7 separate regions of the Homo sapiens genome follow, and all the other regions are linked to region 4. A link is a loop called in an ENCODE intact Hi-C map of the cell type or tissue named here. Cell type or tissue: PC-3. All regions are shown on one strand.

Region 1 (4,000 bases), 220 kb before region 4:
AATGGCTATAAAACAACGCTTGCCTTGGGAAGTAAATTTATAGCTACATGCCTTTCACAGGCACGCCTGAGGGTTCTGCTCCCGGCTCTAATCTCTACGAGATGTTTTTTGCATGTGTTGTGTGACAGGAGGGAAGGGGAGTAGGTTGAGCTCGCCTGTTCTCCCATTGTCAGCCAGTCTAGTGAGTGTTGGGGAAACCTGTCTGTGGGATCTTGTGTCATCTCCCTCTACATGCGTACAGGAAAAGTCCGCGCTGCTCACGGTTTCTCTCTCTCTCTCTCTCTCTCTCTCTCTTTCTCTCTCTCTCTCTCTCTGTTTCCCTTTCATTCTGCTTCCCCGGAGCCGAATGAAGCAGGGAGCAGGATTAGAGACTGCCACCGGCTATCAGAGGAGCTTAGATAAAAGGAACTGCTTCTTAAGCACCACTGCAGCAGACCTTGTTAATTTTTTTTTTTTTTCTTTCCACACAACAGTTGTGCCTCATTATCCGGTGCCTGGCTCGGAATTTTTTTTTTTTTTTTTCTTTTTGGAGGGTTTGAAGTTTCTGTGCTTCAGTGACTGTTACAGAAGAAGAGGTGTTAGTGTTGCCATGAGGTCTTGATTGTCTGCATTTATGAATGAAACTGACCTAAATCACCTGTTACCTCCAGTTTCCAGATTGTTTGAACTTCTCTGGCCGCACAATACAGGAAGGAAGACTAAAGCAGCAAAGGGACCTACAGCGTCTGCAGCATGGGCTGGTTAACTAGGATTGTCTGTCTTTTCTGGGGAGTATTACTTACAGCAAGAGCAAACTATCAGAATGGGAAGAACAATGTGCCAAGGCTGAAATTATCCTACAAAGGTAAATCTTATTTTTCTTTTATTTGGTTAGCTTTGTAATAACCGCCCCCCCCCTTAATTCCTTGAACTCCCTCCCAACCCCAAATCATCAAACCTTTAGTTTAACCTGGTAAACCGACGTGATTATGTGTATCTTTCTGAGATGCTTTAAACGCTTTTTGTAAAAAGCATGTCTTCTGTTTGATATATGACAACTTAAATGCAAACAAAGAACATTTAATCACATTTGCTGAAAAGAGCTGTATGCCTGGTACACGCTGATCTGTATATCTTATTATCCTATCTTATGCCTGTTAATTTTTCCGACTTTAATTCTATTAAAATATTTTCTTAAAAATAGAAATGCAAAAATGGTCTCTTTGTAGATGTGCATGCCTTACCTATAATTACTATGATGAATTGCATTTTCTTAGTTTTAGACATGAAATGGTTAATCGTCATCATGAATATTCAGTTTGTTCAAATCTGACAATCAGATGCTTAACATAAGCAGTAGATCATGGTTTGCCAAGAGAACATAAACTGGATGGAACAGACTAGTTTTTCCACAGTGCCTTATGATTGTACAAAAGACTGTATTTGGCTAATTGTGTAAAGCTAAAGTCTTTGAAATATTATGTTATTTAATTCTATATGTACTTCAGTGAGAACTGCAGACACATTACTGTCTGCTTGCATAGGTAGTTGTGTAAACTTCTCTTTTGAAAAGTATAAATTAAAGAGAGAAAAAAGAGCTTTATCACTAGTGCTTTATTTGGTTACAATTTAATGTATGTGCTTATTTTTATTGAGGATTTTTTATGTTTGTTCCACATTTGCTTAGATAGGTCTTATAGATAGATGATGTGTAAAGTAATGCTAAAGTAGAGCCCAAAATGATATACATACATTTAGTGGCAGTAAATCTTTCTATAACTCAGGTATTATTAAAATGGAGTTGAAGATTAAACTGTTTTAACTCAAGTAGTTTTACTCCCTAAGGTGTTGATTTCTTATGATTCTCAGATTTCTAAAATTGGGGGTGGAGCAGTGAGAAGCTCTAATTAAGCTTATTTTTTAGCCTATAAGTTAAAATAAAAATTATTGAAGGTATTTGTAGAGATGTCTGTCTACTGTACCTTGCTCTTATGCCACAAAACATATTCTTTAATTCTCATATGATGGGGAACATCTTTTTCTGAATGCCCTAGTGTGAATGAGGATCTCAAATCAGAAGAGAGATGTAATTTTCACACTTTGAATTAGAAAATTAAACACCTAGTAATGTGTTTCTTTGGACTTAGTGCTCGTTAAATGAAATGCATTGAATTAGAATATCTATTTACTTTTTGGTGTAATGTTTTCCTGAGTATCAAGTTGGGAATAGAGACTTAAACATCAACAAACAGAAGTGCAATTGTACTTATGTAAGTTTTAAAAAATCATGTAGCGTTATTTAATTAATTTAGTAACTGTCTTTAAATTATTTCCATAGTATATGATATTATGGTGTCTGTGTTTTTATCAGTTTTGCTTTCTGTTTTCACTCCTTGACAAGGTGACATCAAATAAGTCTAAGTTGATGGTCCACTTTATCCAAGTTTATGTTCCCTATAAGTTTTACATGCAACTTTAGTTCTCAAAGATGTGACTGGCTATTTGTAATACTTTTAGTTTAACAAGTTTAAAATCATGATATATATTTTAAAAATCTGCTAGGCTTGAATATATCTAAGTGCTAAATTCATTTTAAAATAAAATAAAAATAGGGAATTAAACTTTTTTATTTTGCAAGAATTTTATTTCCATGATAATAGGTTACTCTCCATGATAGAGGAGGCACTTGTTCTTTCTGTACATTAAAAATATTACATTTAATTTGAATATCCTTTGTTGTACACATATGCCTTAAACCTATCTGATGAAGCAAGCAGTATATATTAGCAAGGTGTATATATTTGATATTGTCTTTATAAGCCTTGTTTTAGTGATGGCATCCATTAGAATTATTCTGCTTTCCTTTAAGTAAAAAACTGCTTTACAGCTACATAACAATCCCATTGATACACCTAGAGCTTAATAATTTGGTAAAATAAACTGTGAAATGAACAACAGGAAGAAGAATAAAAGGAATGGCCTGAGGAAATTTTTTTCTGTTATTTTATTAATCTGTCATTACCTTTTTGTCTCTACATGTACGTTTGTTTGGCCAAAGCAAGTATGTGGTAGCCAATTGCCAGTACTTTGTTTCTAAAGTACAATAGAGATTTTTTTAAAGCTACTTCTTGTTTCTCCTTAATTAGATGTCAAACACAGTTAAAACATCCACTGCATTGCCCTTAAAAATATTCCAGCATGATTCATGAAGAGTTAAATCCCTGCCAACCTTAATTTCCCATGGTCACTTGTTTTCAAAGATCCACCATTAACTCTCTCATTGCTCAGGTTGCCAAGATGAAGTTTCTGGCAATCACTGTGCTTACTTTCTACTTATCATTTTTGCCTGGTAGGAGATGAAAGAGACTTGACATGTTAAAAAGAAGTAAAAACAGGAAAGTGGCCTTTGTAGCGGGTGTACATATCTAATAAGATACCTCTTTACTTTCTAGGAAAAAGGAATTGAATAGATGTGTTCAGGACCATCTGGAGAAGTGATAATATTAGAAAAATGGGGTATGCTGGCTTTTCCTCTGAACCAATTTGATTTAGAATCCTTATGGGGGAAGAAAATGTGAGAACTCTGTAAATCTCAGCAGTTACATAGAAATTATCCTTAAGAAACATTTACTCAGAAATACTTTTGTCTTCTTTAAATATATGTAATATAGCTAAATGGTAAAATCCTTCTTTTAAAAAGTGGTCCATGCATAAATGTTTATTTCTTCTACAAAACTAGTCAAATTTCACTTTTCTCATGAAATACAGGAAAATCATATAATCTTCCATTTGGGATATGTGATACAATGAAGTCTTCAGAAAAACCTGCATGAATCACAAGAAAATAATTAGGGTTTGGGTTTTAAACAAATGACAAATATTCCATCATCCAATGTAAGGGGCTATTCCAGGACACTATGTGCTTCAGTTTTGGTAGAAATCAAAGACACATGCAAGTCTCAATGTGATGGTGATCCTGTGAATCCAAAGGTTAAATCAATGATTTTAACCTTAACTTCAT
Region 2 (4,000 bases), 550 kb before region 4:
TCAAGAACAAAAACCTTACTTAAATCAGAATTACATAGTAATGGTTCAATATAGCTAATTAACAAATGCATTACCTCCTATGGATTTATACATGGAAAACATCATGTTGTATATGGTAAATGCATGACATTGTATCTGTCCATTTAAAAAATAAAAATAAAAGAAATACTTTATGGTAGAAAACGACTACTTAGGAAATACTTGTATATTTATTGTTTTTTCTTTTGTTTGGAGGCTTTCATAAGCTCATTCATCAGTCGTTCAATTGATATATATTTTTTGTGTCCTTACTATGTGTAAGTTATTGATTATTCTAGGTGCTAGGCAAAGTGTTAGTTTACATATAAAATGTATTTATTTTATTCAAAATAGGAATGGGTTTCTTTAAAAGATGTTATACTCTAAATGTAAAATCACCTTTATCAAAAACAGTAGAAGAGGACCAGAGCCCATATCTTAACTGCAGTCATATAAAAAGAAAGCTACCAGACAAAAAACTTTGGATTGCATCATTAGGTAATGTCTGAGTGTGCAGGGGCAAATATAAAATAAACAGTAGTAATCACATATTCAAGCAAGCATCATTGAAAGGTAGAAAAGACAGACCTGGAAAAGTGCATAAGGGTAAGATCAATATAGTAGTATATATTAGTTTACATCAAGGGGTGGAAATGTTTATACACAGTTGTGTGTGTGTGTGTGTGTGTGTGTGTGTGTTAATTTGTATAGCGTCCTTAGAAAAGTCTGTAAACAGATTCCATGGGTGAAGTTTCCTTAATGATGTTCAGGAGGGTATTTTCTGAATTTTCAAAGAATATGATTTAAATAATTTGGCCAAATAGCAAGAAAGTTACAGCATCTGGTTTAAACTCATCTATCACGCACAGTAACATGAATAAATGGAGACATTCAGCACTATACACACAACAGAAATTGTGTTCTCCTATTGATATAATTAAATACTCATAGAAGCCTAAATGCATAATAGCTTCCAGACCCTTTGCTTAATGCCAAAAAGCAATGGCTCCGCTTCCAATGAACTTGATAGGCATATGTTCCTAGTCAGGACCATTGTGAGCCCTCTCCAGTTTCTAAACATTTATTGCTGGTACTGTAATAATAAACATCTTGCATTTATAAGATGTAATGTTGCCTAGAATTTTTCATTTTTCAAGAATGCAGAGCACACTCTCTAATGGCTCTCATATGTCCAGTGTGCCCACAAACAATTTGTCTTCTGAGTGGAGTGTTAATCTGACACCTCAAGGACAGACCTGTTTTCAGAAGGACTTAAAGAAAAGCTACACACATTCATAGGCCTCAATAACTACTGAAAATCCTAGTAAACTGTGGCTGGGATTACTCAGAGTTCTGGATCACATCACTTCATGCCACATTTTGCTTACATAAGAGTTATTAAAGATGATAGTAGAATATTTTTCGACTCATTGTCAAATATGTACATACCAAACACACATTTAATATATGTACATATACATGAAATCAAGCTAATGATGACATTTATGGTCCTGTTCTTTTGTTTTATCTGGACTCAGAGGTGTGTGTGTGATAGGAATGTATTTTTTATTTGTTTAACCCAGTTGCACATGATAACCTCACAGCAGTGACGAAGGAAGCAAATATGTGCTTTGGTCATAAACACCCTGGGGCATAGCAAAATCCCTCCTCTAAAGACAAATCCAAGATTTTCTTCTCAGGTCAAGGGCAGCACATTAAACCTGTGGCTTAAAAAAAAATCTATATCTCAAAAAAAGAAAAGAAAGTTAAGTTTCCTTAATGGTGCTATTCTGCATGGAGTGAAAGATTAGAAACACATCTCACCAATGGAATAAAAGATTACTTCCTGTAAAAAAAAAAAAAAGTTAATTGGCAGAGAAAGAAAAAAATACTCAGGAAAGCTAGAAACAAGACAAATAACATTTACACCTGGATCCATAATGTTTGCTGTTCTTATTTGACATGCATTATTAATCTTAACATTCTGGGGTGGCTTGATTGGGACTTGAATATTCACACCAATACCTTGAACTAGAACAATGTTTTATACAGGTGTGAGAAAAACATAAAATGAAAGTTGTATCCATCTGGCTCACCTACATCTTTTGCTCATTTCTTTAACTCACACTTTTTATTTAAGAAAAAGATGCTTGCCCACAAACAACTGTCAACTTTTTGCCTTGTCAGTGAATTTTCAGGCCCTCTCTGTATTTCTTACCACCATGGAAATACTTAATTCAATGCTTTGAAAAAATGACAACTTCTTAAAGGGAAAAAGCAACCACTCCTTTCTGGCTGGAATCAAGAAGGATATCAAAGGGAAGAAGAAGGTTCCTGCTGTGCCAGAAACTCTTAAGAAAAAGTGAAGGAATTTTGCAGTCCTGAAGATCAAATGCCTGAGAAAAAAGTTTAACCCAAAAGATGCTTCTGAAGGCAAGGAGGAAACTTATGAAAAAGTGAAGCACTGTTCCAAAGAATATAGGCAAATGTATAGAACTGATATTTGATTGGATAGGATGGCAAGAAAAACTGACAACTTCTATGTACCTGCTGAACCCAAATTGACATTTGTCATCAGGATCAGAAGTATTAACGGTATGAGTACAAAGGTCCAAAAGGTATTCCAGCTTCTTTGCCTTCATCAGGTCTTGAAAGGAAATTTTTAACCTCAACGAGGCTTCAATTAACATGCTGAGAATTGTAGAACCCTATTTTGCATGGGAGTACCCGAACCTGAAGTCAGTAAATGAACTAATCTATAAGCATGATTATGGCAAAATCAGTAAGAAGTGAATTGCCTTGACAGTTAACACTTTGGTCGATCTCTTGGTAAATATGACATCATCAGCATGTAGTACCTCATTCATGAGATCTGTACTGTTAGAAAATGCTTCAAAGAAACAGATAACTCCCTGTGGCCCTTCAAATCATCCTCTCCAGGATGTTCAATAAAGAAAAAGACCACTCATTTTGTAGAAGGCGGAGATGCTGACAACAGGGAAGACCAGATCAAAAGCCTTAGAAGGATGAACTAAGGTGTTTGCTGTGATTATTTTTGTAACCTGGAATAAACAGTGTCTGCTTTCAAAAAGAAAAAGCAACTATACCCATCATATATGTTGATCACAATTATAGTTTGCAGTGCTGACATCGTTGTTTTTTTTTTTAATCTACAAGTATATAGGCAACAGATATGACCTGTATTCGATGTACAAAAAGCCAAAAAATATGTTTAAAGTGAAAACAAATTTTCATGTGAGTTTAGTATTTCAGACTACTTATTGTTTTTACTAAGATTTCAGCTACTGACATTTCCACGTTGGCTGAAATGATTCACTGAACTTCCGAAGTTTATCTGTTCAAACTCTAAGAGTGCCCAAACTTCACTGCTCACACACTGTGGGCTAGACGTACCTCTGGAGCAGGTCCGCAGAGTTTGACATAAGCTCTGTGGTATTATCAGGAGGATAACACGCAGTGCATGAAGAGGAGACTCTTTAAGGTTTTATTTCCATTTATTTTAGTATTTCAAAACATTTTCCTCCTAAACTCAATTTGATTGACATGACACAATTTAAGGCAACTCCAAGCACAACTTCCTATGCTTAATAAGGAAACTATGATCAATGGAGCAAAACCAAGAAAGAGGTATTCTTTGAGCTACATTTAGTTTCAAAATTCTTTTCATTGCGGTATACAAAGTTGATTTTAAAAAGTAATGATCAGACATCTAATACTAGAAATAACTCTCTGTTATAAAACTTAGTTGTAATATATTGCACATTTACTTCACTCTTTTTCTAAATTGTTATTATTATTAGCTGGGAAAGAGAAATGCTTGATAATTAAATGCAAAATACTTTAACATCTACTGAGTGTTAAGGTAGAATTAACAAAACATTTATATGGGTTCCTGAGCTACAGCCTTTATCACATCACTGATATTTTTTATCTTTTTGATTGCCTGATGCCAGTAGAAAGA
Region 3 (4,000 bases), 260 kb before region 4:
TTCCAGTATTTCTAAAATATTATTTATTACCCATGTCTTCCATTTCTCTTTCATATTTGGGTGTAAAATGAGTATGCCACTTGGCCACAAAAAGTGGATTACTTACAGAGTATTTAGTGAGTACAATTGCCCATGGGCAAAATATTAAATTTATTTTCAACAAAAGCCTTTGCTTGATTGTTTTAGATAAAACACCTAATGTTTTACAAATCAAAAAATAATTTCCTTATGAGAATTAAACTTTTGAATAAGTAGATAATTAAAAAACTATTAATTTTTTAAATGCTTGGTTTTACCTAAAGCAAATATTCACAGTTGCACAATCATGAAATCTTGCAGACTATTCTGAAATATGTTAATGTATTATTTTTATTTTTAAAAACTTATTTTAATATTAGCATTATGATATAATTATTTTTGGTCTACATTCTTTAAGTTTTTAGGTTTGCTACATGGCTTTAAATCATTGTAGTTTTTGGCCGGGCATGGTGGCTCACGCCTGTCATCCCAGTACTTTGAGAGGCCGAGGCAGGCGGATTGCCTGAGGTCAGGAGTTGGAGACCAGTCTGGCTAACATGGTAAAACCCTGCCTCTACTAAAACTGCAAAAAAATTAGCCAGGTGTGATGGCATGCTCCTGTAGTCCCAGCTACTCGGGAGGCTGAGTCAGGGGAATTGCTTGAACTAGGGAAGTGGAGGTTGTGGTGAGCTGAGATCATGCCACCGTACTCCAGCCTGAGCAACAGAGCGTGACTCCGTATCAAAAAAAAAAAAATTATTGTAGTTTTCATGATATAGTTAAAAGAGAGAGATGCCTACATGTGCACTTTTGCAAACAGTTTTGTATATGGAATGAATTATTTAAAATTGTTTCAGAAAACAGAACTATTGCAGAAAGGTTTTCCATCTCTATATTTACTTGTAAAAATTAAGTTAATATTATGTATGAGTGATTATCAGTAATTTATTCATAAGCTATTATTTCTCCTCACTCCATTCTTTAAACCACAAGTTTGGAGGAAGCCGATTTAAATACATGAATAAAAATTAAGTGGTGTAGACTTCCACTGTGCCTACTGTAGATTATTCACTGTCCTGTACTCAAGTTCAGTTGAAAATTGGTTATTCCACCAGGCACGATGGCTCACACCTGTAATCCCAGCACTTTGGGAGGCTGAGGCAGGCGGATCACCTGAGGTCAGGAGTTCAAGGCCAGCCTGGCCAACTTGGTGAAATCTTGTCTCTACTAAAAATACAAAAATTAGCCTGGTGTGGTGGTGGGCACCTGTAATCCCAGATACTTGGGAGGCTCAGGCAGGAGGATCCCTTGAACCTGGGAGGCAGAGGTTGCTGTGAGCCAAGATCACACTGCACTCCAGTCTGGGTGACAGAGTGAGACTCCATCTAAAGAAAAAAAAAAATTGAATATCCTCTGGGGCACTCTCATCTATTGTTCCCCAAAACACCCATACTCCACCAAATCTGGCTTCCTTAGTACTTCCAATACAGCCTTGCTATTCCTCCATAGAGATGGTGGCCTATGATAGTACTGTCTTCTTTTTATGGTTAAGTTTTCTGTTAGGACTTCAGTCAACAGGAATTCCCACACTAATCTGCATTCTCACAGAATTTTTTAAAGGCATTCCTGAAGTATGTTTCTATTAATTGGTTGCATCTGGGTCTCAGCACAGTATGTTAACTATAGTAAACCATAGTGACTAAAGGCATAAACTACAGAGCAGGATGTATGTTCTGTGATTGAAACTCAGCTCAGATTTCATGAATCACTCATGAAACTCAGTGATTTCATGAATCACCCTTTGCTGGGTGATTCATGTTAAGAAGTTATTTGGTCACATCATGCGTCAGTTCCCTTATCTATATAATAAAGACAATAATAGTATCTATCTTGTCACAGTATAAGAGATGATAATGTAAACCACTTAGAAAAATGGGTGGTATGTTGTAAGCATTTAATATTACTTTTGTCTGTCCCTCCCATACCTCTCATCTCCTTCCTCCTCTCCCTTCTTCTCTTCGTTCTTCTTCTCTTTTATTGATTATGAACTTCTTAAAGACATTTTCCCTAATACTATGTCTTGTATGTTGTATTAACTCAGTGAGTAGTAAGTTTGAGTAAGACAATGAGTGGCTAATTGCTTAATAATGAAATTTACCTGTTGATATAAACTATCTCAAATCTTAATCTTAAATTTGATAAGTTAGACTGTGGTTGCTAAGAAATTGGTGCTCAGAAATTCACTTACCTACATATGTTTGTCTTTTCCTTAACTCTGGGATAAATTAAACACATTTTGTTTTCAGCATCATCAGTTTCTTCCTACACTTAGTTGCTAATTATGATTCAGGTGTTAATTATTTTAAAAATATGTTTTCACTATTAATGTTGGGCATTGCTTTTCCCGATTTATTTATTTGGTCGTTTTAAATTTTAGAATGTAAGTTTAACTTCCTTCCCTTCCTTTCCAACACAGTTAAATTTATTTTAAATAGAATATATATGATATTGCTTTAAGTATATCACTTACTGCCATTTTTTTTCCAGGTAATTAACACAATCTATCCTTTTTAAGACCTCTGCTTTGAGGGTATTCACAATCATGAAGGTGACTCACATATAGAATTAACTGAAATATTTTCTACCTCAGATGTACACTCCATAAATGACAGGGGAAGAGAGATTTGTTCAAGGTATTGGAAGATAACACACTTGAATTGGTTTTGATAGACTGAGGCAAAACGATCAAGAGAGTAGGGCAAAATCAATAATTACCTGTATTCCAAGTGAATTTCAAACTCTTTTTCTATATCAAATTAATATCATAGATGGAAAAGTCTTGCTCTTAGGAGAATGGGATTAGTCATTAGTGACTAATAGAGTATTTGCGAGATAAAGATAAACTATGCATGGAAAAGGAAGTTAAACAGGAAGATTGCAATAACATCTTGGAGGAAGGGCCTGAAATGCCAAACTAATATTTTAGTAATGTTCATTTTCTCTTGCAAAGAGAGGCAATCATATTCAGAATTTTAGCGAATTAATACTGATGACTGTGTAACTGAAGGGAGAGTTAGAAACTTCTGTTAGGAGGTTATATTGGATATCTAGGATAGAAGTGATTAATGTCCAAATTAGTCTAGTATAACTGGGAACATAAAGGAAATAACACCTCATCTGAAACTTTACTTCATTCGCCCACTGACAAATGTGTGATAGACACATAATCAATACAGATGTGGTGACTAGCTAAAAGACAGGAGGAAGAGGAAGTTCAAGAAAACTAAAATTTTTAACCCAAGCAAAGGAGAGTGGCCAGTGGTGCACTTAAAATTGAAGGCATAGGGGAAAGTTTGGAAGAGAAACAAATGAATTCTAATTTGCACCTGTGCAATTTGAGGTGACATCAGGCTGGTTTTGTGCAGTAAACAGTAGCCAATTAGGCATGTGCCTTTGATGTTTTGATAATGATTTGAGAATCATCCAGTGAGGTTGATACTTGAAGTTGTGGGAGGAAAATAGATTAGTTAAAAGTGTGTAGGGTGAAAAGGAATACACCCTAAACATGGGGCCTTAGGAAACATCTGTTCTTAGGGGCCAAGTGAAGGAAAATAAACTGGTGAAAGAGCTTGAGATGCAATGGCATAAAGTATGGTCTAAAGTAGCTATGTTTTCATGAAGACAGTATACTCGACCATGTTAGAGTTCTCTTTGTTGCCCAAGAGTAGAGGGTACTTGGGTTGGATAATAAGCTCATTGATAATTGGTCTTTATGAGAACCACTTTAGTAGAATAGTTGGAGTGAGGAAAGTAGATTCTAGTTTGTTGGGACACAAAATGGAGAAGAGGAATTAAGAATTAAAACAATTATACCCAAACTACTTTTTAAAAAAATTAATAGCGTTTACTGTATCATTTTTCTTATTCCAATAATATTTATTCATGCAGATATTTCAAGTAATATTGAAAATATGGAGAAGAA
Region 4 (4,000 bases):
TTTGCAATTCTCAACGGCCTTTGTGAGAGTTCTTTTTAGGGATGGTAACTAATTTTGCAGCAAGACAATACCCATTAAAATAGCAGCAGCAAACACTTGGGCAAGTGTCCCCCAATCTTTTCCAGTCTGTTACACATAGCCAGTCTCCATTTTTAGCCTCTTCCTGGAACTTCACATCTTTGTTGCACCGCAGTGACTACAGCCTACCTCCTCCTTCCCAGGCAACCATTAGCAAAATGTAGAAAAAGGATACCCACAACGTGCTGCAGCTCACATGTGATCTGGGGGTAGAATGTAGAAGAAATCGTTTGATTTTTATAAGCAAACTTTGCTTTTCTCTTAAATGTAAGTTCATTTATTCTCTCTCTCATTCCTCTGGCAAGAGGAGGCCTTGCCCTTAAGTTCAACATTTATTGTTGCTTTTATTCACTTCACAGGTAAATTGGTTTGCAATCATAGCCATATGATCATAAAATAAACTGTTTTAAAAAAGAACAGGTTGATATGGCCAGGCGCAGTGGCTCACGCTGTAATCCCAGCACTTTGGGAGGCCGAGGAGGGCGGATCACAAGGTCAGGAGATCGAGACCATCCTGGCTAACACGGTGAAATCCCGTCTCTATTAAAAATACAAAAAATTAGCTGGGCATGGTGGCGGCTGCCTGTAGTCCCAGCTACTCAGGAGGCTGAGGCAGGAGAATGGCATGAACCCGGGAGGCGGAGCTTGCAGTGAGCCGAGATCACGCCACTGCACTTCAGCCTGGGCGACAGAGCGAGATTCTGTCTCAAAAAAAAAAAAAGAAAGAAAGAAAAAAAAAAAGGATAGGTTGATACAATAACCAAGAAAAGAAATTTTAAAACTAGCTTAAAAATAGAATTTCTAGTCTTAATATTATAAAATTTAGCAAAAGTCTATTTAAATAATTATGTGTAAGCATTTAGAGAAAGAGAACATTCATGTGAATTATAATTTTCAAGCTTATTCCTTCATTAATAATCAGAAAAAAAGTTTAATTTACCCTTTATTGAAAAAAATGGATTATTATTTTAAATTTTGTGCTTTTTCCACAGAAGTTAGGCCTTGAGTTTCTAGACATTAGATTGTTACTGACTGACATCTGGTAGTGAAAAAGCCATGAATTCTCTGTTATCACTATTTTAAAGACTTTTAACATGTTGTTAGTACATTTGGATCTTGTTTCCCATTTTGATCATCTTGGAGACTGCTCTTACAGGTATAATGAACTGTTTTTTAAAAAAATCTTTTAGTTGGATGTAGATTCATCTGTTCCTGTAAGTTACTAGAGTCTATGATATATATATATATATTTTATTTCTCTTCATTCTTATGACAAATTCCTAGAAGGGAAAAATAAGGATACAATAACACCTTTTAAATGTAATTGCTTCAGACGCACAAGACGACAAGATATAAGAAATGGAGACCCACTGACTCACTGTTCAGACTTACACCATGGTAAGTCACATTTTTCATCTTTCAACCTGCTAAGACCAGGCTAAAATCATAATAATGCATATTCATGCATATGCATGCAATGTATGCATCTCTCAGAATACTTAAAGAAATGCAGCCGAAGAGAAGTAAAATCTTACAGAAAGAAAATCCTAAAGAACACAAGGCACTGAATTATGTTTTATTATCATAAATTATGTTTTATTATGATGATAAATTCAAAATTTTAGATGCTTACAAGGTTTAAAGCTCAACTTTCTTATATTAACAAAAAGAAGCCATGTTTAAGTACTTCATTTTGTATATAGTAGCAACCTGAGATGAGTAGGGAATGGAAATGTACATTAAAATATACCAAAGCAAAAACTACAGTCTTAAAATATGCCTTAAAATGATTCATTTATATGCTCATGATATAAACCTAATATATCATTATTGGGTATCCTAGTCAAGCAGAAGATAATGTGGATATCTTTACACTGAATTACTAGTAGGGTATTCCCTTACACTGGGCATTTTGTACCAAATTCATTTTTTGCTTCCTAAAATATGTCAGAGCCTATTTAATGTCAAAGTTGCTTAGTAAATGCAGAAACATCAACCAACCTTCACTTAAAATGCAGTAAAATTGTAGTGATGCCCCACTTTCCATAATTGAAACATTATGCCATATTACTATGGAAATAATAATGAGGTTATGCTTCCCTCTGCTGGGGGAACTTATCAATGACAATACTGCTAATGAACATAGTTAAAAATGGCTGAAATGTACAATGTAAACATTGTCACTTAACATAATTATTCTATTAATTTTTTTGATGCCATTTATTCTAAAAGTAGTTAATATTTATCAGTTGACTTTTCTTTGATTTACTAATTTTATGTGTGGAATATTCATGTTTATGGATTTTAATAAAACATTACCACACATAGAACCCCAGCATACATTCCAAAACTTACTTTCTAAAATTCAGATCCCCCTTTGGCATAAGCTGGATGGGCTGGTATTTGATTTACGAATGCTCACGGGATTGTTTGGGGAATCCTACTACCAGGAGACGGGTAACCATGAATAAAGCCAGTGTTTCGGAACCACTTTGATTGCAAATTTTCTCACCAGGGACTTTCCTATCTGTGATTATCTTTACTATAAATAAGAAAGAGACCACAAAACTGGAGTAAATGTTACGACTGTCCCTGCATTAGTATGGTGCATTTATTGAACACTCTCCTTAAATTTTTTCAAATAGCATATTTCAATCAAATCCTAAAATATTTGCTAATCTTTCATAATCTGTTTCATGGAAAAATATTGAATTATGATCAGCACCATTCCAGCAATGTAATATTTTGAAATATTAATTCATTACACTAAATAATCTGTTTGCCTATATGTGGAGAGTTAATGATAATTACTGGAAGTAAAAGAATCAGGAGAATGTAACTGAACCAATCAGACTTTAATCTCCATATCAAAATGAAACATTATTTTGCTTGTTGTATATTTCTAGGTTTATATCAATACAACATTATGAGTATTGTAGATAACAAATATTTGTTGAATGACTGAATGATCTAAAAATTTCAAGTTATAATCTAGATACATGTCTTATTACTTTTGTTTTTCAGTAGAGATTTGAACTAATAGCACTTTTTGATTTTTGTAAAAAATACCTTATGTCATACATTGTTATTATCAACACCATTATATTCAAAAATAAGATCTCTCTTAGGAAACATCATTATGAATTAATCAATTGACTAATATATATTGATTATATGCCATCATGTGTAGGACACTATGCTGTGTTTTGAAAATTTTTAGAGATTATATGCATATATAATCTTAATGGCATATTCATTTGTTTAGTGATCCCTTTATAGATTCAGTTAGAATTTCAAAATTATATTCATGCTAGAGTTATGAGTGTAAATATATATGGGGAAAAACTGACCAAAGGAATTTTTATGAAAAGTATGACTGTGGATACATAAATATTGTTAACCATTGAATGACTGGGGTTTGGAGAGTGTTTCAGATATTAAAGATGTGTTTTGATAAAATTAGAGTAGTTAAAGACTATTAAAATTTGGCATATAGAATGGCTTAGCCATAAGAAGTAAGAAATAAAGTGAGTGTAAATAAATTTACCTCCTGATTCTTACGTCAGATGCACACTGGAGAGAGAAGAGAAAGTGCAACTGTTCAGTGTTACAGGGTCTTTTGGGGGAGGGTTGTGGTAAACAACTCTAGATGTTTGTGATATCTGAGAGGAAAGGGTAAACTAGCCCAGCAAGCCCTCCAGCAATAAAATATTCCTTTTTGAATGCCTCTTTTCCCCTTGTCTGCTTGTTTTGATAATGACTACACATAAACCATATACACCATAAATTACACTAAATTTCAAATATTTGGAAACTAAGGTAGGCATTCCCATTTGGCCATGCTAAGTCTTACCATTAGGAATCAGTGATTATTTTGGAATAGTTGACGTCAGTATTTGAAAGTAAAATGGGCAAAAATCCG
Region 5 (4,000 bases), 400 kb before region 4:
TATATGTATCTTAATGGGTACAGTGTTCATATTCAATAATTGACTTAAATATATTTTTCGATGGACATACAAGTTTTCTACTTCCACTATTATCAGCAGTGCATCAGTGAACATCTTTGGGTATAAATATCTTTGCACACATATTTATTGCTATTATTTTAAAGAATTCTTTGAATGGAATTGTTGGGTAAAGGATACACACATTCACATTTTTGATACATACTGTCTTTCACAAATCAATTACCAACTTTTGTTCTCATTGACATGCAGTGTCTTAAAGTTTGCATGAGTTTCATTCTCTATTTACATTGTTTTCTCCTCTGGGCTTCTGCCCATGAGATGCTGCCTGAAATCCATTCCTCTCCCGTGATCTCATGACCAGGCCTTGTTGACCATGCTTTTTCAATGACTCTTTTAGCTGGGCCCTTTCTTCAAACTTGAGGACTTCCTTGCTAATCTTCTTGTCACCTAAAGCCAAACTCATCTCATGCCATATTTTCAACAACTACTTGTTAAAAAATATAATACAAAATAGTAAATACTAATGTTAATGAATGTAACTTAAACTTTCTTGGAAAATGTTAGTACTCACTTTTATTTTCCAGACACTAGACAAAGTACTATGTATGCATTATATGAAAATTGAATGTTATTATTATTAACTTCCTCTGCAATAAAAATCTGAAGCTCAGAAAATCTTAGTTATTTTCCAAGGATAAATATATGTAGCACATTTGGGCTTATATCCTTGGTTGTATTATTGCAATTCTATTCTTAACCACCATGATGTACTGTCTGCATTTGGAAATTCAGGAACAAATTTAGAGCTTTGCCAACGTTTCAAAGGCATGATTTTATAAATTACTTTTATTCATAAATTACTGTGTGATCAAAAATATAAATTTACTTTGGGGTAAGTCAGGCTGATCTCATATTATTTCAGAAAATATCTGTTATTTTAGTCCATAATAAAAAGTTACTGACCCTATTTGCTTTTTGTTAATAATGACTGCGGACATTTCCTAAGAGATGCCTAGTTGAAAATATGTCCATGTAACGCTGATGAAGTAGGAATTTGGGCAAGGTTGTAGATGACTGATTTCTGTGCTTATTTCAAAAATGATTCTATTCAACATGTATTGAAGAGCTATTATGGAATACCAAACTACAGGAAAGTTGGTGGCCTTAAAGAAACCATCAGCTTGGTCCACTGGAGTTATCCGATGTGTGAGCTCACTCTAGTTTCTACAGGTTGACTGGGGACACTTATTTAGTCTGGGCTTGGCTGGGGCAACTTAGCAAGGGCTTCTCCATTCCATGTATTTTTCATCATTCTTTTGAAACCAGTGGGTTAGCCCAGGTATGTACATTTTATGGTGACGGCAAAAGGACAAGAGAGCGAATGGAAACATACAACATATCTTGAGGACTCAGCTTTTGGAGCTGGCATGTTGTCACTTTTACATCATCCTATTTGCAAAAGCAAGTCTCATGATGAAATTCATAGCCAGAGTGGGGAAATATGCTGTTCCCCTTTGAGGGAAGAGTGGCAAACTCATATGGCAAAAAGCATGGAGATAAGACGGAAGTGAGAAGTAGTGCCAGTAATACAAGCTAGCACCAAAGCAACTGAGTTTTTACTTGAAAAGATATTCTGGTTCTAAACTTAAAAACTAACCTATATTTTTAATTATTTGGTCACGGGGTACTATGAAGTTTTTTGATTTCCTGAGACAGAGAGGGCATGCTGCAGATGTTTTAATTTCAGGTCAGGTGATTTCTACCTATGAAATGATTTTGCCTATGTCCTTTAAGAACCACTTGTGTGTTTCTCTGAATGCAGTTTTCAGCACTAAAACTCTCAATGAGTGACTCATTAAACTAGTCACCATTGTATCCACCCACTCAACCTCTTGCCATGGCCTCCAAATCTGAGGTTGCTCTGTCACATAAGCATGATAACTGTAGAATCCAGAATTCCTATTCAACTTGTGCCAAAACACTAAGCCTTTAAGTTTAAGAGCATTTGAGGATAATTGTAAGAAAAATAGCTTGGTTGCTCTGTAACCAGATGCTAAGTTGACTAATACTCACTCACAGTGAGTTAACCGGAAATTAAAGGAGGGAGTCACAGCCCCAGAGTGTGAAAGAAGATAGCCGGAAATGTCCAAAGCAGTTAAGAGGGCGAACAGATTTTGTCTAAAAAGATAAGGCAGCTAAACAGAGGGTGAGAAGACATGAGCCAAATTTACACACACAAATAGTGGAAATAATCTCTGAGAATCCAATTTGGGAAGAAGTGAGGGAGATAATAGTGCTCTGAGTGCCTAGTGATGAGAGAACAAAGAGGTTAACGATGCCTGAGAGACAGGATCAGTAATGTTTCCAAGGTGTCATGGAAGAGTCTGCTGGCAATAGGACAGAAGTGTGCTTTTTTGTTTATTAAACCAGTTTACTAAGAAGGTTCAAGTTTGCGTCAAAGTTCAAACTTTATAAATTATTTGTTTGCTTTGCTTTCCAGAATATTTAAAAAAACCATCCATGGGACAGTCTAACATAACAAAGGGAATTATTCATCAAGAAGAGGCCCTTTAGCAGGTAAGTGTGAGGAAACCCTTCATCTTTAAAAGGCATATGACTCTTTGCTTGGTGTTTGACTTTAAGTGGAACCGAAAAAGTTTTAAGGAGATTAACATCTTTATATTCTTAAAGCCAATGTCTTCAAAATAACAACCTAAAAGCAAAGTGAAAAATCCAATCAGGTGTTTATTGATTTTTTCAAATTCAAATATATATTATAATATTGTTTCTCAACTTCTATGAGATATAGGGCTTGTCTTGATATAAGTAATGAGATGGATATAATTATGTTCCATGATTTAATATTTTATTTTCTTATATCTTAATTATGAGTTGATGCTATAGTCTGAACAATTAAGACCTAAATGCTTTTCCAAATTTACATAAAAATTCAAAATTTTGTGTTAGAAAATTACTTTCTAAAAAACTCAAGTATTCTGCATCTGGGTGGAAACTAAAGATAATTGCCAATTCTAAATGTTATTATGATTACTGTTCCAATTTTATTGTCTTAAATTCCTCAACTGTCTACTTCCCCCATACTATATGACATAAATTAAAGTCTCTGAGCCATGTTATATGTTGTTCACTAGTAAACATCAACGTGCTGGTACAGAAAGGCATATCTGATTCTGTAAAAAGTTTCTGAAGGAACAAGATAATAAAAAAACAATGTAAATCTATTTGCACAAACCTAATATTACTGGAAGGAGTTTCTGTCAATAACTACTGATGTGACCCAGTGCTTCTAACCTATATGAATGTACATCCATGTATATATGTTAGATAGGGTAGATATACATATTACCTATCTATATACCTACCTATTTACCTCCTCCCTCTCCCTCCATCATCCATTCTCATGTTCTATATGGTTATATGTTCTATATGGTATACTAGATACTCAACTAATCTATTTCAAATAAATGAATTAGTAGTTTCATCCATAGCTGTTGTTAGCATGGAAAAACTTAGGGGAACTGAGAATCTTTTTTTCTGCCTTAGAACATGCTATATTAACTTGTGGTTTATGTAATTACCATTGTATGTCTCCTTATTTTTGTCCCTAAAGAAACTTTACATCTTACAACTTCATCCCTATGAATTTTATTTCCTTCCCTATAAAATGAGAATAAAAATATACATTATAAAGGTATATTTGAGGTCTAAACAAAATAATGTGTATTAAATGTAATGCCTTGAAAAGGTAAATATTTATAAATTGGCATGGCTTTGAGACAATAAGAAAAACTAGAATTGGCACATGGTTAAAGTGGGAATTCAACAGAGCAACCAAGATGTTTCTAACCTTTTCTTTTTAATTGTATTTGAGGCCTATCAAATCTAACTTTTACACGAAATTATAAATTATTCATGATTTCCATAGATATTTTATATTTTATCTTAAGAGGTGTCTGCT
Region 6 (4,000 bases), 480 kb before region 4:
ATACTGCTTTGCTTACCCAAAGCAGTATGCTTGCTATCTGAAAACCTGAATTGGAGTATCCTGGCTTTATCGCTTATTAGCTGACATTAGCAAGTAACTTAGGGTCCATTAGCCTCAGTTATTTTATTTATCATCATAGTGGATATAAGAAAATTTAACTTACAAAATTGCTCAAAGGTTAAAAGGGTCTTTTTAACATATTCTACAAATGGATATATATTTGCCTTGTGTTTGTTTGTGTACCCCTACAAAGCACTGAAGTAGCATTTTAGATATTAAACGTAAATAAAGCCAAATATAACATGGTTCTTTATTTTTAAAAATGACAACTTTTTCAATTGAACAATTTACCAATGAAATTATTTTCTAAAGACTTTACTGTATGTTATAGTTACCTAAATCCAGGTATGCAGTTACCTAAATCAATATATTAATGATTATTAAACAATAAATATTTACGAAATGTAAATCTTTCTATTTGATTAATGTCAGACATCTAGTTTTACATGGTAGAATGATTATCATTTGATATCTGGCCCATTCAAAGTTAAATGGTTAAAAGATGGTGCTTTTAAAATCTCTTACTTAATCAGAGTGTCTGATATATAAATGCTAAAAAATTGATGAATGACTCCTTTATTGATTTAGAATTCCAAGAGTACTATGAATTAGATTATTCTTTGGGCTTTCAACACAGAATAACAGATTTTACCATATTAAGACTTTATCCACCACCTACTCCCCAAATCGACTTGATTTGAAGCATCCTATATGTTGGAATATCTAATTTATTTTTATAAGCATTTCTTTATAAGCACAGAGGATTTAAAAAAGGAGGATATTTTCTTTTTTTAATATTTTTTTCTCATAGGAGATCTTAAGTTGTGAAGCGCATGAAATAATTTAGAATATCATCTCAGACATCCTTACTTTTAGTCATCTCATTTGCAAGTGTTAAATCTACTTTAAGGCCTGAATTGCCAAGGATCACATAAATTGGGTAGCTGCCAAATTTCCATTTCAGTTTATGCTGTGTAGACAGAATATGTATCCATATGACCTTCATGAATCAGCTATTCAGCTGTCTCACAAGCTATTTCAGCTATTGCCTATTGCCAAGTAGGTAAGAAGAGATATTCATTAGCATGAAATTTAGAGTATTTGGTTACTACACTGGTTAAATCTTTTTCTAATTTTTTCCCTCTCCCATATATAAAATGAAACAGATGTTTACTTCCTGAAATTTGGAAACATTTGTAACTTTTAAAGTGGTTTACAGTTATGAATTTAAGAAAATTCTTATCACTTCGTTCTAAACTTAAGAATACTCTTAATTGTACACAACTGTATTTCTAATAAGCTTCAGACCAAACTATAAGAATTATTCACATTGAAATCATAGAAATTATCACTCTGAAAAAAAGTCTTCAAATGAAGAACTGAGTTTGCCAACTGTTGATATCACTAACTCAGCTTGCCTTCCTGAAATTAACATGTAATATATGTTACTATCACATACCTTCTAAGCTATTGTAAAGAGGTTATAAAATATTTTTATTAATCAAACATATATTGAACATTTAGAAATATTAGTTTAACATACAGCCTTTTAAATATTATTGTTCAATGGAATGGAAAATATTAAACAAAGTAGTTTTTAAATGCACTTTGTAAAATAAACATTGAAGTCATATTTGAAAAGAATGCATTGCAAGTATTTAACTTATACAATGTTTATGTGAAACTATATTTATTTTAATCTTAAACTACCTGTTTTATTTTTAACCTTTTTTAGAAAGAGCTATTCCTCCCCATCCCTCAACTTCATAAAAAATGAAAAATAAGAGTATTCATATTTCTGTCATTTTCTTGTTGAAAAACTATCTTTCAGATTTTAACCAGATTTCACTTTCTGATAGAAAGAATTAATATATTACAATACTATCTACTTAATTTGTAATAATTATTCAATGTCATAAAATGAGAACTATTGACCTACCAATGTGACCTAGCTACACATTCAGGTTCATTGAGAGCGTTTCATTTTTATTGTATTTGTCATATAGTTTTAAAGATTACATTAAACCTTGAGGTGCTACTTGTTAATATAATTAAAATAACTATTATATTTAGATTGTACATGAAATTACTAGGCTTATTCAGTCTCTTACTGGGTTCATATAAAATTAATTTTAATGTACTTTGACAGTTGTAAAAAGATTTAATATGATTAAATATTGTCTAAGTTTTGATCTTGCCACCAGATGGCAGGAAAAATCAGAGTCAAATAGTTTTTGTTGAACAATATGAATGAGGGTTTTTGTTTTTGTTTTCATTTTGGGTGTTTTTCTATCAATATTTTGTACATAGCCCAAGACATCATTTGTATTACATGAATATACAATATTTCACTGAAAATTATTTGTATTTTTCACTGTAATTGTACTATACCATTTACCACATTCATGCTATTGTTGTCATGAATTTTAAAATGATATTTAAAGTTACTGTTTTAGTAACATTCAAATTACTATAATAATTGGTACTGTGAATGCTCAGACTTGCCAGTGTCAAATAACTGGTTACTCAGCTCCTCTATACACAGGTGGAAAGAAAGTGCATGGAAAAAGTAACTAAGCTGTTACCTTAATGTTAGTAACTCTTTGGACAAGGCCAAGAAATGACTTATCTGTGTCTGATGTATGTCTTACTGTTTCACAGAATAAACACATTAAAGTCTTAGTATTACACAGCTTGACATCTTCCATAGGTAATTTAAAAAAAGCCATTACAAAATAAGAATAAAAAATGGCAAAAGAGAGAAAATATTCCCCAAATTGCAGCAAGACTCCACAGCTCTTTTACATTTTTACATTTTAAAGAAAAGAGTTCAGATGCCTTAACACTTTGAATATATGCAAGCTAGAGAATTGAGGCGAATATTTTAACAAATTACATCTCCATGTACTGTAAATAATTGCAGCACAGTAGCACATGTATTGTGGATACATTTTTATTGCTCTGTTAAGAATAATTTATAAGTCCACCTACTTCATTTTTTGATGCAGTAGTTTTCTTTATCTTGCAATAATATATCACTGTAGTATCAATAAGTTTAGGTATTACTTTCTTTTCTAGAAAAAAAAGTGTAACTAGAATTAAATCATCTAATCAAGTCAGTTTTTATTTATTGAAGTGATATTTGAACAACAGCTGTCCTCTGCAAATTAGCAAACAATTTTACACAAGTTTTTTTTGCAAAGAAAGGCAGACAGCTATTCTTAATAAGTTACAGAGTACTTATTACTGAGATAATGTACACGATAGAATATTTAATACAGACAATGTAGACTTTAAGTAGAGACAGGGAATGTGTCTCTCTGGTGACTCCATTATACACCATTTCTTGACTTTACTCAGAAGAAAGTAGCATTTCACTGTGTGAATCAGGATGCATTGTCTCTATCACTCAATAGAAACAAAGTCTCGGCCGGGCGCGGTGGCTCACGCCTGTAATCCCAGCACTTTGGGAGGACGAGGTGGGCGGATCACGAGGTCAGGAGATCGAGACCATCCTGGCTAACACGGTGAAACCCCGTCTCTACTAAAAATACAAAAAATTAGCCGGGCGAGGTGGCGGGCGCCTGTAGTCCCAGCTACTCGGGAGGCTGAGGCAGGAGAATGGCGTGAACCCCAGGGGGCGGAGCCTGCAGTGAGCCGAGATTGCGCCACTGCACTCCAGCCTGGGCGACAGCGAGACTCCGTCTCAAAAAAAAAAAAAAAAGAAACAAAGTCTCATGAACCATAATACTCCCTGAAATTAGATTCATCTCTCTTTCCACGTTTGTCACTGTTGAATTTGCTTAGCAGTAGGTATTCGATATGTATAAGGATACGACTATTTTTTTTCCTCCAGATTCCTTTGCGTTTGATAAAGTTGAGACAAAACACTGGAAGGTTTTGGATTAGGTTAACCTAGAAAATTTTAAAGCTATTACTA
Region 7 (4,000 bases), 1.0 Mb before region 4:
AAAGGAAAATAACTGAATATGAATGACCATCCGCTTTAGATGTATCATTTCCCTACACTTTCTCTTTTCTTTTACGAAATTTTTCTTTCCTACTTTACTCTTACCTACATACATTGCTTGGCATCTCATTATTTTTAGATCTGTGTGCAGCACAGCTATATGATATCAACGCAAAAATTCCACTGGTTTGAATGTACTGAAATAACAATATTTGATTCAAACTGTACTATCCTAAACCTCAGAGAGTAACTCTACCAAATCATTTTCATTTGTGCAAGCATAGTGGAGACGCAGACCTGAGATATCATGCATAGCAATTGAGAGGATAAAGATCTTGTCCAAACACTGGCAACATGCCATGAGGAAAAGCTGCCATAAGAAAAAATATATATTTTCAAAGATCATTTTATAGTCAATAGAAACCAGGTTTTCCTTCCTTTTTTTCCGCCTTAGATTTTATTACACTTAAACCATTTTTGTCGGAGCAATGAGGAAAATTCATATTTATTTTTTCTAAGTGTTCATATTTTCATTCAGCTATACTTTCTTGCATTAAAATTTCTAATTATTTAACAATTTGATATCAAAAACTACGGCTTGAATGTCATGATATTATTTCTTTGAAAACTTTGGCTACTGCACAACTACAGCTGCAAAGTCAAAAGTGATTTTTTCTTAAGTTGGAGGGCTTTTTAAAAACTGTGTGCAGGCAAAATCTTGCTCTGGGTTTGATTTTAATGATACACCAACCAGATTGAACCATAGGCATTATAAGCCTACTATGAATTGTCTTTGACTGAGCCTCAAACATGCAGCCTATAATTGGACAAGAGCTTTGTATCATTTGAGCTCCATATCCATTTTGAGTCCCTGCTTAATCTATTTAATGCAAGGTTCTTCCATTATTGAGTTGACGGATTCCGCTTGGCTGAAGGTTAAGTGCTGGAAATAATGACTGAACGTGCAGACTTAGATCTTTAGACCAACATCCAGTTAAGAATATGTTAAGTAAATGCAAAGTGGATAATATTCTAGGACGTTTCTAATCTCTCTGGTACAGACCTGGGACAAATAACTAAATATCCAGAAAGTATCAGTTTCTTAATACCAGACATTGAAAATTTTTGTTAAAGATAAAGATATTCTTAAATTATTTATAGAAAAACATTAACAGACTTTTAGTACAACCTCTTTGATATTTCTTCTAATTCATAATAAGCCATTATGATTTTATTGGTATAAAATTTGGGGTCAAAGTCAAATATTGGGACTAGTTCTAGTATCTTCAGCTCCCTAAGAATGACCCTCTTGAATATTTTGAGAAGTACATTATGTTTTTGGAGCCTTGTCATGATTCTAATTAGTGCCAAGTTTAAATGGTTCAGTTCCATGGAGACTGTTTCCAACTTCTCTAAAAACTGAAACAAAGAAAAGCACCATTAAAAAAATCTGTCCTTACTGTCAATCATTTTATTCTCTATGACTGCATCAATTGACTAAAGTTTTCCTCTCCAAAAGAATGCATTAGTCCATTGAGAATTCAAATGTGATAAAAGAATCGTTCTATACGAGGTACCTTCCTAAATTGCAATATGTTTAAACATAAAATAGATTTAGGATGTGGGAGAGGTGATATTTTCTGGAAAAAAAAAGTCTAATTATAAGGTGTTTTTTCCCCTTTATTTTTGGATAAAGGCACATAAAATTCATTTGATTTGAACCATTTTGAACTTTTTACTCTTACCACCAGGGGGCAGGTCATGCTAACTATTGATTTAGTGGATGCTGAAAGGCACATAAGGCAATTTTAGAAAGAAGTATAAAATTCCCTAACAGTTTCTTTGCAGACTCTTTAGGAGAAGAGCTGTTGAATTGTTCAAAGTGTAATTTTCACACTAATCATAAAAGAAACTACATAATTACAATTTCAAACTATTAAATACTTTGAAATTAATTTTTGTGAACTGTTTGTTCCTTTTTTATTTTTTAATTAAACATGGTTTCATTTGAACTGAAATTATAAATTACTCAAAGGAAATTGAAAATAATGGCTTTCCACGTGTTCTCATGTTTATAGATCAGTTTCTTAACAGTTATTTCAAGTTAGATTTCAAATATCTTCATTAGAAACAATCTTCAGAAGAAATAATCTTCATAAGAAAAGAATTCACTATGGAAACATTATAAAATGCAGAGGTAATTTAGAAAATTTTTGAAGGAGAAAACTGGGTTTAAATTTATTAGAGGCACGCTGCATTTATTTACAAGTACACATGATTCCATATTGACTCTGTTGTCCATTCATTTAATATTATTGATGATAAGCTATACAAATTTTATTGGAAATAAGTGTGAACTTCTCAGGTGCATAAACAATGTCTTTACTTTCCTCCACATTTATTTTCAGTGTCCAAGCAAAACCTATGACCCACTGATTAAGTCCACCCGAGATTTTCCAGATGATGTCATCAGTTTCATAAAGCGGCACTCTGTGATGTATAAGTCCGTATACCCAGTTGCAGGAGGACCAACGTTCAAGAGAATCAATGTGGATTACAGACTGACACAGATAGTGGTGGATCATGTCATTGCAGAAGATGGCCAGTACGATGTAATGTTTCTTGGAACAGGTAAGCTAAAACTAGATTAGGATTTTTTCAAAAGGAATTTTTCATTATTAGACAAAGAGAAGAACAACTTCAAAAATATTTATTGGTCAAAATAAAAATGAGTAATTATTAGATAAAACCTTGTCAGCATTTCTTAAAATTATGTAGCTTTTAATTGATAATCATAAATATCTCCCAACTTCAAATCTGAGATTTCAAAATGTATTTGACAGCAATGTGTCTACTCTACATTACATGCTCAATACATATTTGTTGAATGATTTTGAACTACAATTAAACAAGTAGGGCAAAGTAATGTTTATTTTCAAACTTTGCCTTTCCCTCTCTTTGCAAGTATATTCCCAAAAGATTCCTTCACCTGATTTTGAGAATCACTGACTTAGTTGACTTAAGATAGATTTTCAGAAACATTAAACATTACTTTGTAAAGACCTTTAAATAGAAACTTCTTGGAGATTATCTTTCTTCTTGAATTTTGTGCATTAAAATGTATTTCCTAGACTCAGATTTTAAGCCCATTGTATTTTTTCTTTGTCTGTCAACTCAGTAACTATAAAATGATTAAAATGTTTTTATAAAAAGAAAAACTTAATCTCAAAAAAAGTAAAAGTATTAGCTAATAATGTCATGGGAATTCTACTGGCAGTAAAGATAACATGTATCATTAAAACAAAAGCACTGTATTCCATATCATATTATATAACTTAATGGATCAAGCATTTCATAAAGAATTAAAAATTAAGAATTTTCAACAAACAAGACTTTTTATTAGAATAGATATTTAAGAGTTCAAAACAATTTTAGAATAATTTTATTTTTAAAAATTATGGATCTTATAGAAGTTAGGTTTATTAGGAAGTATGTGTGTGACGGAATCAGAGGACCTTTGTCATTGATTGTCAAACCTGATTATTTTGAAGATGGCAATTCCACAAACCAGAAAAATAAGGGATATTCCCAAGACAAAAGAGATGGCTGTTGAAGGGTCAAAAGTAGAATTAATTAGTTGCTATTAATTCCCACAAGTTTGACGCTTAATTTGTACTGTCCACCCAAAACTAGGTGTTCAACAGTTCACTGCAATGAATGTCATTTAGCCACTAGGTGGTAATATCTAACCTTTACTGAGAAAATTATAGACTGCTAAGATAGGTTTTTAATTTTGACATTTGGAAAAATGTACATTTAATATTCTTTAAAGATCCCAGAGTTATTTAAAAACAATTAAATAATTCAGACTATTTTGTGCGAACAGGATCATTATTATATACGTTACTATACTCCAACCCCAGTGCTCAGAAGTTTAAAAATGCCTATATTATATAAATTAAAGTGGGATTTTTTTTTTCTTTTTCTAAACTGTTCTTTTA

What was found. Peaks named below come from ENCODE experiments on the same cell type or tissue, not always from the same donor. Only the 100,000 strongest peaks of a DNase experiment are listed, where the experiment ranks them.
Region 1: it touches region 4 in a loop (6-fold over the local background); 57 of 110 quality-filtered maps call a loop at or near these places.
Region 2: a loop joins it to region 4, with 2.9 times the contacts of the local background. A loop is called at or near these places in 2 of 110 quality-filtered maps.
Region 3: it touches region 4 in a loop (4-fold over the local background); 2 of 110 quality-filtered maps call a loop at or near these places.
Region 5: a loop joins it to region 4, with 2.8 times the contacts of the local background. A loop is called at or near these places in 2 of 110 quality-filtered maps.
Region 6: it touches region 4 in a loop (8-fold over the local background); 33 of 110 quality-filtered maps call a loop at or near these places.
Region 7: it touches region 4 in a loop (14-fold over the local background); 94 of 110 quality-filtered maps call a loop at or near these places.

Annotation. Positions count from the first base shown.
Region 1 is chr7:84,191,319-84,195,318 of GRCh38, reverse strand. It overlaps SEMA3A (semaphorin 3A), which reads left to right and starts at 530. Exons shown (of 17, transcript NM_006080.3): 1 at 530-844. The coding sequence starts at 733. RefSeq lists an enhancer at 1-416. In PC-3, no CTCF peak of the experiment used is centred here; a DNase peak (open chromatin) is centred at 208; H3K4me3 peaks cover 4,000 bases; H3K27ac peaks cover 4,000 bases.
Region 2 is chr7:84,527,170-84,531,169 of GRCh38, reverse strand. It overlaps the pseudogene RPL7P30. Among named protein-coding and RNA genes, the nearest start is that of LINC03017, 3.3 kb to the left of the region's middle. In PC-3, no CTCF peak of the experiment used is centred here; a DNase peak (open chromatin) is centred at 1,609; H3K27ac peaks cover 1,371 bases.
Region 3 is chr7:84,235,494-84,239,493 of GRCh38, reverse strand. It overlaps a transcript of SEMA3A not described here. Among named protein-coding and RNA genes, the nearest start is that of SEMA3A, 43 kb to the right of the region's middle. In PC-3, no CTCF peak of the experiment used is centred here; DNase peaks (open chromatin) are centred at 1,773 and 2,923; H3K4me3 peaks cover 1,097 bases; H3K27ac peaks cover 3,900 bases.
Region 4 is chr7:83,974,608-83,978,607 of GRCh38, reverse strand. SEMA3A (semaphorin 3A) reads left to right here. Exons shown (of 17, transcript NM_006080.3): 15 at 1,412-1,476. Among named protein-coding and RNA genes, the nearest start is that of SEMA3A, 220 kb to the left of the region's middle. In PC-3, a CTCF peak has its summit at 2,181 (motif pointing left); no DNase peak of the experiment used is centred here; H3K27ac peaks cover 747 bases.
Region 5 is chr7:84,370,422-84,374,421 of GRCh38, reverse strand. It overlaps a transcript of SEMA3A not described here. Among named protein-coding and RNA genes, the nearest start is that of LINC03017, 160 kb to the left of the region's middle. RefSeq lists an enhancer at 1,531-2,730. In PC-3, no CTCF peak of the experiment used is centred here; a DNase peak (open chromatin) is centred at 2,001; H3K27ac peaks cover 2,744 bases.
Region 6 is chr7:84,453,024-84,457,023 of GRCh38, reverse strand. It overlaps a transcript of SEMA3A not described here. Among named protein-coding and RNA genes, the nearest start is that of LINC03017, 77 kb to the left of the region's middle. In PC-3, a CTCF peak has its summit at 2,312 (motif pointing right); no DNase peak of the experiment used is centred here; H3K27ac peaks cover 749 bases.
Region 7 is chr7:85,021,021-85,025,020 of GRCh38, reverse strand. It overlaps SEMA3D (semaphorin 3D), which reads left to right. Exons shown (of 19, transcript NM_001384900.1): 13 at 2,408-2,630. Among named protein-coding and RNA genes, the nearest start is that of SEMA3D, 160 kb to the left of the region's middle. In PC-3, CTCF peaks have their summits at 1,734 (motif pointing right) and 3,733 (motif pointing right); a DNase peak (open chromatin) is centred at 1,750.